Linked DNA regions of Homo sapiens: region 2 is linked to region 1. Evidence: read pairs that join two places in POLR2A ChIA-PET (ENCODE). Cell type or tissue: GM12878. All regions are shown on one strand. Each heading gives the region's core, and the rest is flanking DNA. Links, peaks and the distances in the headings are about the cores only. Region 1 has its middle 9.1 kb from the start of ARID1B. Region 2 overlaps ZDHHC14 (zDHHC palmitoyltransferase 14).

Region 1 (5,385 bases), core at 95-5,094:
GTCTGTCAGTAGGTGCCTCTTTCAGGTGGAGGACCGCCATCTGCCCTTGAGACTTCCATCCCACCCACACCCCTGAGTCCTCCCGCACATATCTGGCACTTAGAAGGGCTTATATCATGTAAACAGACCTCCTATCTCAGCTCTAATCCGCAGGAGTAGAATTAGTTACAAAACACCACGCTCCAGATATCAATACATATTTCTAAAAGATGGAAGCAGGGGAAAGCCAAGAAAAGACAAGAGGGTTTTTCTAGAAGAAAGAAGGTAATGAGAAATCAGAGATGGAAATTTTCCAGGAACCAGATGAGGCTAGAAATTAGAATGTGGCAGGGGTTATGGAATAAAATGGAGTCAGTGGGGCCAATTGTTTAAGGAATTTCTCTCTGGAAAATCAGCAAGGAAGAATACTAATTGGAAAGGCTAAGAGGGTCTTACTCATCTTCTACAGTTTTATGTTTGTTTGTTTCTGAGACAGGGTCTCTTGCTCTGTTGCCCAGGATGGTGCATAGTGGCATGATCATGGCTCACTGCAACCTCAACCTCCCAGGCTCAAGCAATCCTCCCAGCTCAGCCTCTCAAGTAGCTGGGACTGCAGGAGTGCACCACCACACCTGGCTAATTTTATTTTTTATTTTTTTTGTAGAGACTGGGTCTCATTTTGTTGCCCAGGCTGGCCTTGAACTCCTGGCCTGAAGTCACCCTCCCACCTAGGCCTCCCAAAGTGTTGGGATTACAAGTATGAGCCATCGCAACCATCCATCTTCTACAGTTTTAACCTCAAGCCTAAAATTGCTATGACTTCCATGAATTATCTCACATTAGTAAGAGGATCTAGCCTGGCTAATGATACATGTATCAAATGATAAATTATAGTTTGTAACATTGTTTTTTTCCTAGACCCAGTGATGTCTTTAGTAACCATGTCTGGCTGTGTCTCTCGCTCTCTCTCTGTCATTCTACCTCTCTCATCCCTCCCTCTTCTTCCCCACTTCTGTTCCCTTCCAGTTTCTTCCTTCCTTGTCCTCTTCTCCACATCACTGTGGGTGACATGGACTCTCATATCTGTGCATGAACCAATCCTTGTCATTGCAGCCAAAGGGACCCACGTGGGCCCACATGGTAGGGTGCAGGTTCCAGAGGCCTAGGGCCAGCAGCTTCCTTTACTTCCCTCTTCCCTCCTGCCTTGGTACCAGCCTCCTTTTGTAGCGGTAGAGGATCTATGGTGCTTCGTCATCACCTCTAAAGTAAAAATGTTCTACATCATCCCCTGTCCTATGTAGCCACAGAATCATGGCATTAACTTGGGCTTGCCTGGAAAAGAGCCCCCCCTACTGCATGACCCTCCTTCTCAGTACCCATCTCCATCTATCAAGAGTCTATCATGCCATGGTCAGCGGTGGCAAACCCTGGGATTCCAGCTTTGAGGGAATGGGTTGAGGATCCATGAGACTGAACTGTTCAGAAGGAAAGAAAAACTTTTCCAATATTTAGGTATGTTCTCCTTTTCATACCTTCAGCTCATTAATATCTAGGGCTGGGTCTGAGGGGATATTGTGCAGGAAATAGACTTTGTCCCCACCATTCAGCCTCCCATTCACTGAGGTCCCTCCTCCTGCTTCAGCCCACCTTCTTTCTGGCATCCACATCCTCTTTCTCATCTCCTCTCCTTCATCAAAGCAGGCTTTCAGAAACAGATCCAAAATATGTTCATAAGAAGGTGTAAATAACTGATACAAGTTTAAGGTATTACTTGTTAGAAGCAAATTTGTATTTTGACAAGGCTCAAAGCCTTTGCGGAAAAGAATAAATCCATAAATCTTTAATGGAGAAAGTTTAATTACATAGCAGGAGAAATGCTTGGGGTTGAGTGGAGTATACCTGGTTTTCCTGAAAGCATACAACACACATCTATTCTACTTAGACATTAACACACACACACACACACACACACACACACACACACACACACTCCTCAAACCTTATCTGTTTAATTCCAGGCAATATGTTAAGTACTTACATATACTTTCTCATTTAATTCTTACCCCCAGAAATTGTACGAAGTAGATATTTAGTGTCTCACGTACATCCTGGTACACACGAAGGTCAGCACATTGCCCAAACTTGCACGGCCTGTAAACATGGAGCTGGGATGCGAATCTACCCTCTTTCCACAGATCATGAAGCCCCCGGCAGGAATACTCCATCCTTGTGGCGAGGAGGAGTAGTTTTCCTGTTTGCCTCCTGGGTTGCTATGTTAAGGAACATGTAGAGCTTTAAGTACCTTTTCTTGTAAGTCATCTTTAAAAGGCCTCTTAATCATCTTTGTTTTTCTCTGAACTCCCCAGAGTCTGTGTGTGTCATCCTCATAATGATTTGCTTGAAATGAAACACAGTGGCCTGGTCTATTTTCACTTTTCAGCCTATGCAGGATATAAAAATAAACAGCATATGGTGAAAAGTTAATGAGATTTAAAAAAATAAGTTCACTTAAAATAATCCATGGGGTTTTCTACATGTGTTCTTGGTCTGGTTTCAAAAACCACAGGAGTTTTACTATGCTTTAGAAAAGGGTAAATATTTTGCATTGTTTCTATTGGGGTCAATGGGAAACCAATCTTGTAGAATCAGCACTAATAATCATGTTGTTTGTAAACAACTGCCATGCTAGACTAGTACAGACCAAGCCTTACTGTTATGTGCCCAAGCGTTAAAACATGTACATAGCAACTCTGCAATGCTCTCTACAGTTGCGAATCTCATGCCTACACAATAGTCCCTTAGCTAACAAGAATGAGGAAGTCTACCTGGAGGAAGATGGTAAGTCAGACAGACTTCCTTTCTTAGAGCAGTAGCCCTCTGAACACAGCTGGAAACATGTTACCTTGATAGGTAGAAACCACCTTTTAAGAAAAATGCTCTCTGCCTTATTTTTGTATTTTTTGGTGGGGGGCGGGGGGCGGCGTGCAGGGGGACAGGGTCTTGCTCTGTCACCCAGGGTGGAATGCAGTGGTACAAACATGTTTCACTGCAGCCTCAGACCTCCCGGGCTTAAGCGATCCTTCCACCTCAGCCACCTAAGTAGCTGGGACTACAGGTGCGTGCCACCATGCCCACCTTTTTTTTTTTTTAGAGATCGGGTCTTACTATGTTTGCCAGGCTGGTCTTGAACTGCTGAGCTCAATCCTCCTGCCTGGGCCTCTCAAAGTGCTAGAATTACAGGTGTAAGCCAACATGCCTGGCCTTCTCTGCCTTTTAAGTAATTTTTTAAGTTAGGAATCCTGTATTTATTTATTTTATTGAGACAGGGTCTCACTCTGTTGCCAAGGCTTGTGTGCAGTGGTGTGATCACTGCTTATCGCATCCTCCAACCTCCCAGGCTCAAGTGATCCTCCCACCTCAACCTCCTGAGTAGCTGGGACCACAGGCACATACCATCATGCTTAGCTGATTTTTGTATTTTTTGGTAGAGATGGGGTTTCGCCATGTTGTCCAGGATGGTCTCAAACTCCTGGGCTCAAGCAACCCACTCGCCTCAGCTTCCCAAAGTGCTGGGATTACAGGCATGAGCCACTGTGTCCAGCCTGTCTTTATTTTAAATGACCAGCATAGTCATTGCTGCTTTAGCTACATCAGTTCTCTGCTCTGAAAGAAACAATTAATTTGAAAATGCATGTAATAATTTTATTTGCATGTTTGGATTCAGCCATAAAATTATGTTGACAATTGAGCCCCCACTGTGGGTTCAGGAATGTTCTGAGTGTGGTAGACAATATAACAGAAATTGAAGACAGGGACTTTGTCCTTGAGAAATTGATCCATCCAGCTAGGGAGATGAAAATTACCTTAATAAAGTACAGTTATCAAACACTTCTGGTGTGCCAGGTGCTGTGCTCAGAGCTTTGAAGACCTTATTTCACTGAATCCTCAGAAACCTGGGGAAGTAAGCACTACTGCGATCTGTGTGTTATACAGGAGTAAACCAAGGTTTGGGATGTTTACAAACTCTTCAAAGGGTTGTTGTGAGGATTATGTGAGAAACCATAATGCATTATATCAGTTGGGTTTACATGTGATTTTCTACAAAAAAAAAAAAAAAAAGAAAGAAAAAGGGGGAAAAAAGACCAAAACAAAGCAAAAAATACCAGAAGCTTAAACAAGACAGAAGTTTATTCTTATTTCTCATACACGAAGTCAGGAGGTAGACAGCAGCTGAGCTGCCCTGAGCAGCTCCGCTTGAGCGTGTGGACGTACTGACTTCCAAGGGAATATGCAAAATGTCGATTTTTTTAAACAGGTGGTCATGTGCCCAGCTAAACACTGGGGCTTCTGTAACTAAAGGTGGGAAGAACAGATATTGGGTTAGTTAGGCAACTTGCTTCTCTGCCGTATGTATGCAAAGTGCCAGACACGGGATAAACATACTAAGTGGTATGTAATAACAGTTACAAAGCTCAATGCAGCCTAGAGGTGGTTTGGTTCATTGATTAAATACAACTCTTTGTGTCTGAGGTTTTCTCTTTTTTACGCTTGTGCACTATCCCTAAACAGGTAAGTGAATGAGAACAAGGGAGGGTGTACCGCAGGCCGGGGGCATCCCCATCCCCGCTTGGGCCAGCTTCTCCTTTACCTTTTCCAGAGATTCGAGGTGGTTTGCCCTAAGGTTTCACACCTGTGTGAAGGTGGCAGGAAGCAGCCAAGTCATGATGCAAAGCAAGGACGCTGCCCAGGCCTGGGCATTTCAGCTTCTGCTTGCCTCTCCTGCTCCCTCTCAGCACCTGTGAATGACAGCTCAGGTCTCTGGCAAATGGGAAAAACCCAGGACATGCCAGTCACATTGGACAAGACATCCTCTGTATCAGTGACAACAAGCAAGACGCCCCTCATGCTGTGCAAGCAGGTGGCCCTGAGAAAGGGTTGGTTGTAACTCATGGTTAGGTGTCTTGAATTTGGTCCATTTATTTTGAAAGGTTTTCCATGGATCATCTCAATCTCACAAATTCCTAGATAACAGAGAAGATGCTCAGGCTACAGAATGTTCCCACTGTGTGGAGTTGAGGAGTTGTCCTCCGCCTCTTAAACCTTGAAGCTTGCTTTTTCTTTTGAGACAAGTTCTCACTCTGAGGCCCAGGCTGGAGTGCAGTGGTCTGATCACAGCTCACTGCAGCCTCGACTTCCTAGGCTCAGGTGATTCTCCCAGCTCAGCCTCCCAAGTAGCTAGGACTACAGGCACATGTGACTGTACCTAGCTAATTTTTTTTTTTTTTTATAGAGATGAGATTTCACCATGTTGGCCAGGCTGGTCTCGAACTCCTGGGCTCAAGCTATTCGCCTGCCTTGGCCTCCCAAAGTTCTGGGATTATAGGCATGAGCCACCATGCCCAGCCT
Region 2 (5,385 bases), core at 104-5,103, 730 kb after region 1:
GCAACAGGAGGAACAGGAGCTTTCCATAATCCCTTAACGTGGAAAACTCTGCTTTTCTTCATCTGGAACCTGGAATAATATTTGTCTTGCCTCCTGAACTTGTTACATGAAAATGCTTTGAAAACTAAAATGATGCACTATGAATGGAGGACATGTTAGCAATAAAGAGCCGGGGGGCTGGGTGCAGTGGCTCATGCCTGTAATTCCAGCAGTTTGGGAGGCTTAGGTGGGCGGATCTCTTAAGGCCAGGAGTTCGAGACCAGCCTGGACAACATAGTGAGACCACATCTCAAAAAAAAAAAAAAATTCAGAGAAGTGAGAGGCAGATGTAGACTTGGAGAGTGGAAGGTAGAGCGCAGCCCTTACAGTGGATATAATTTTGACATTTGTGGCTGAGGAGAGTGTCCAGGAAGAATGAATAGGATGAGCAGAGGTGGAAAAGTGTAAATTGGGGAAAGAGAATATTGATCAAATTGATGAGTTTGGCTGATATGGTGAGTTACTGTGTATCTTTCAGCCGGTATTTGGAGGCAAGTCCAAATCAGTGACTCGAGGGATTTGGTGCAGAACAGTAGGTACTGTTAGACAGATATTATTATCATTGCACTGATATTATTATTTGTGGAAGGTCTTTGAGATAAACATGATCTCTTCAGTATCTTTGTAAACATCTGTCCCATTGAACAGGGAGAAAACATATTTTTGAAACAGATGTTAGCACCTTATTCATACTGTCTCTTGTCCTGCTTTATTTCTTTTCATGTAAAAAAGTTAAAATAGAAAACAGCAAATTCAGATAAAGGTGGTAGTATATCCAGAGAATAGTGCAAAAACATCTGTCAAGCTAAACTTGGGACTTTATTAATAGGTTAAAGCCGCCTATGGCTGTTATCTGTTTCCATTGCATTGAGTTCAGTGGTTGTTATGCTGGAACAGCTGAGCAGATTTTTACCTCCTGTGCTTAATATTAATTTGATTCATATGGGTTCTTAATAGCTCTGGTGAAGTGGAACTGTGTTTGACACTACTTTTGTTTGTGGTTAGATGATGTATTCAGTTCTGAAACTTGAAGAGAAAAAAAAAAAGAAAATGCTGATAACCTGCCCAGTTTTAATCCCATTTGCCCCCTGTAGCTCATAAAACTCTTGTAGCTAAACTTCCACTGGGGATCAGAGAACACTTTTGGTGTGTCGGCACTGCTGTTTCATCTTTTGCTGTGGAGCTGTGTTTTAGTCTGTTTAGGCTGGCAAAATACCCTAGATTGGGTAGCTTAAAAACAGACTTCTTGGAGTTCTGGAGGCTGGAAAGTCCAAGATCAAGAGTCCAGCAGATCAGGTATCTTGTGAGGGTGGCTTCCTGGTTTGCGGGTGGTGCCTTCTCCTTGTGTCCTCGTGTGGCTGAGGGAGCCAGCCCCAGGCTCTTCCTCTTCTTCTAAGGACACTAATCCCATCATGGGGCCCCACACTTATGATCTCATTTAACTTGTGTCACCTCTCAAAGCCCCCCACCCCGATATCATCCCATTGGAAGTTAGGGTTTCAACATATATATGAATTTTGGGGAACCCATTCGCTCCATAGCAAACAGCATTTGGTTTGAGACCGTCAGTCCAGAACCTGCCTCACCAAAAGGGTTTTGTTACTGCCATTCCCCATGGACTTCTTTACAAGGGATGCTCCTGGGATGACAGCAACATGACGATGGTGTTCCATGTCACAGGATGAGCAAGTTTTTGCTACTTGGATCACCCTATGCATATAAGCAACCACCTGCTTATCATAATGGTCTAAAATATTTCACTTGAAGAAGTAGGGATGTGTTTGAATTTTATAACTCTTAGGTCTTCAGCTCACAGGAGACAAATCGATTGATTGATTCATTCATTCATTCAACGAATATTTGCTGAGGACTGAGGAATATTCTAGGTGCTAAATAATTTAGCCATGAATGAGACAAAATCCCTGCCTTCAAGGGGCTTATGTTCTAGTAGGGATGTCTGACAATGAGGAAGTCCACAAATATATGTATAACATAATATCAGATTATTATGACTGATAGAAGAAAATTAAGAAGGGTGAAGCAGTAGACCATGACTTGAGGAGATGAGGCTGTGTTAGATTAGTTAGTCAGGGAAGGCATATATTTGAAGAGGTGACACTGAGCAGAAATCTGAAAGAAGGGATTGAGACTTGAATATATGAGGGAAGAGCATTCCAGGGAGAGGGAACAGCTAGTGCAAAGGCCCTGAGGTGGGGATGAACTTTGCATGTTTGAGGCATGGGAAGAAGATCAACGTCACTGGAGTGCAGTGGAGAACAAGAGAGTGAGTGGGAGGAAGAGGATGCCACTGAGAGAGCTAGGGGCCAGATCAGGTAGGGCCTTAAAGACCATGGTGGGGACATTAGGTTTTGTTCTTAGTATAACTGGAAGTCATTTTTAAAAGATTACTCTAGCTGCTGTGTAGAGAGTGGGACGTAAGGGGGCAGGAGAGGAAATGGGAAATTACAGAAGCTATCATAAGATTTCAGTTGAGAGACGAGGGTGGACTTGGACCAGGGCTCATGATGGAAGAGATGGGAAGTAACTCGAATTAGGAGCATTTTGACAGTGACACGATTTGCCAGTGGATGAATGTGGGGTGTGATTATCAGGGAAACAGCTTTGCTCTTATTCTCCAGGTAGAGATGCTGTGGACCACAACCATGAACCCCCACCCACTGCCCAAGAACAGACATGGTCCATCGTGGTGGAATCCGTGGCCCTTTCATGAAAGTGAAGGATGGACAAAGCCTTAAAATGGCTTCCATCACTTAAAAGTTTAAAACATTTTAAATGTGATTCATTTTCTGTGAAGAATAGAACCAAGATTTTGCTTGCTTTGTATCACCTTTTAAAACCCTTTTCTCAGTAACCTTTCAAAACCACAGCCGATGTTCCTTAGTTGGAAAAATTAAGTAGATTGCAATTTCCAGGAAGACAAGACCCATCATCGTGGGCACGTTATGAAGTTCATTATTTAGCATATTGGAAAGATTGGATTTGTTTACAGTTTCTTCTGCTGGATGGTAATCCTAGACAGAATCAGCACAGTTAATGGTGAAAAAGAGGCAAATAATGAAAATTCAGATTTTTCTCTTCCCATTTCTGGTAGTTCAGATTTTAGATAATTTTCTTTTAGACACAATACCCTGTTGGCTTGACTCATTTTGGATTTCTGGTTTCCTTTTGTTCTGTCATTATTTTTTCCTTCCTTCCTCCAAGTCTGTTTATCACATTTTTCCCCTGTAAAAATAATTTGACATACTTTATATGGTTTCTAAATTTGTCTAAGACAACTATGCAATTGTTTAGGGTGCTTTTGTAAAAAAAACAATGTACAGAATTAAAATAATGTGATTTGGGGGAAGTGTCAACTATTTCTTGGTCTTTTTCCAAGAACAATTATTCCAGGAATCTGTTGTATTCTAAATTAGCTGTATCTTTCTTATTCTTTAAGATTGCATTTACGGCCTGTGATTAGATATTTTCATAACACTGAAATTTAAGCCTTGACATTAAAATGATGTCAGCTCTTGTTTTGTATCCATGAACATGCAAAGTTATTAAAAAGTGCATTCATGTTCAGAGAGCTCTTGCATTTCTAAAGTTAGTATTGTTTTATTTTGGAATGTACTGACAAGACTAGCACTCCTGTTGCTGATTTCCTCATGCAAACAAAGGCCATGATTTTTGCATTTTACTGGTTCATGGAGCTGGTAGTTTGTAGCAGAGTATCAATGGTTAGTTTTATGTTGAATCTGATTTGGTAAGATTGTTGTTCTCCAGCTGACATAGTTATTGCTCAGATTCTCTATTGTTAAGAATATAATTTAATTGAATGATGCCTTACTTCTCCTAAAGAGGAAAAATATTTCAGCTTCTTCAGGACACAGGACTGTGTTTTAGTCTGGAAGGATTCTAAGGCCAAGACTCAGCCTTTGACCACACATGGCCACCGTGGAGGTCAGTCTTCATGCACTCCCCCAATGGCATTAACACCACAGATATGTACGGAGCACTTATGATGTATTCTCATAATCCACCCAACAGTCTTGAAGTGTTCTTCTTGCTGCAATTGAGAAGTTAATTGAATCTCAGAGACAGTAGATGTCTTTCTCAGGGCCCACAGGAGTAACCAGCAGGACCAGTGGTCACATCTGGTGGAAAGGAGGCTGCAAAGTACAGGACAGCATAACACCTTCCTTTAAGATATGCACAGCCTAGAAGGGAAGACCAAGAAAGTCATTATAGAAACGGCAAGAAGACCATTGCATGTAAGCAAGGACACCGTGACTGTATGTGAGCCAAAAGTGTCCCCATACATGTTGAGAGAGAGTGGATGACAGAGCAGTCAGGCAGTAGCTGTGGGAGCAGTAGTCAGGAGATTTCTTCACATTTAATTAGCAGCAACTATTCTGAATGATCCTGTTCAAGGGTTTTCAAAACCTGCCTTGGAAAGAAAGTCCATGCTCAGCAACCCCAAATTTCTGAGTCTTGTCCCTGCTACCTGATCCCCATCTCACACCACTCACCTCCTCCTGCCTGGAGATGATGAGGGATCTCAGGCTTATCTATACATGTCCACCTGTTGCTACTGCCCAGCTGCCCACATGTGCTAGTAATGCTACTCATGGCTCATAGTTTTTGTTGTGTTTGTTTTTGTTTTGTTTTGTTTTGTTTGTTTGTTTTTTAGACAGGGTCTTGCTCTGTCACCCAGGCTGGAGTGCAGTGGCATGATCTTGGCTCACTGCAACCTCCGCCTCCCAGGTTCAAGCGATTCTCCTGGCTCAGCCTCTCAAGTAGCTGGGATTACAGGTGCCCATCACCATGCCCAGCTAATTTTTGTATTTTTAATAGAGATGGGGTTTTACCATGTTGCCCAGGCTGGTCTCGAACTCCTGTCCTCAAGTGATCAACTTGCCTTGGCTTCCCAAAGTATTGGAATTACAGGCATGAGCCACCGCACCCGGCTGTGTTTGTTTTTAAACTACACAACTTGTATCAGGATGCTCTTGGTTGAAGTAGCAGAAAGCCAGGTTCAAATTGCCTAAAGCAGCAAAGCAACATATTGATTTGCCTAAATTGGCACCCAGAGATAGCAGGCTCCATGTTGGTCTGTGTGACAGTTGAGCAGTGTGATCGGGGACTCTGGTGGTTCTCATCTGTCTGCTCAGCCCTCCACACCGGCCACCTTCCTCTCTGATTGCTTCTCCTCGTGGGCCCAGGATGGCTGCCAGAAGCAGGTGGGTCCATGTGCTTCCTCTTTCACATCCAGTGTCAGACACATCCTGGCTTCCCACTGCTGCTTGTGAGAGGAAGGAAGGATTTTTCAAGATGCTTCTACTA

What was found. Peaks named below come from ENCODE experiments on the same cell type or tissue, not always from the same donor. Only the 100,000 strongest peaks of a DNase experiment are listed, where the experiment ranks them.
Region 2: POLR2A ChIA-PET joins it to region 1 with 9 read pairs; 1 of 35 experiments calls an interaction of 5 or more read pairs at or near these places.

The regions. Positions count from the first base shown.
Region 1 is chr6:156,765,599-156,770,983 of GRCh38, forward strand. No RefSeq gene overlaps it. Among named protein-coding and RNA genes, the nearest start is that of ARID1B, 9.1 kb to the right of the region's middle. RefSeq lists an enhancer at 2,270-2,329. In GM12878, for the core only: no CTCF peak of the experiment used is centred there; a DNase peak (open chromatin) is centred at 2,683; H3K4me3 peaks cover 1,279 bases; H3K27ac peaks cover 1,385 bases.
Region 2 is chr6:157,497,980-157,503,364 of GRCh38, forward strand. The region is part of intron 1 of ZDHHC14 (zDHHC palmitoyltransferase 14); the gene reads left to right. Among named protein-coding and RNA genes, the nearest start is that of MIR3692, 28 kb to the right of the region's middle. In GM12878, for the core only: no CTCF peak of the experiment used is centred there; a DNase peak (open chromatin) is centred at 1,002.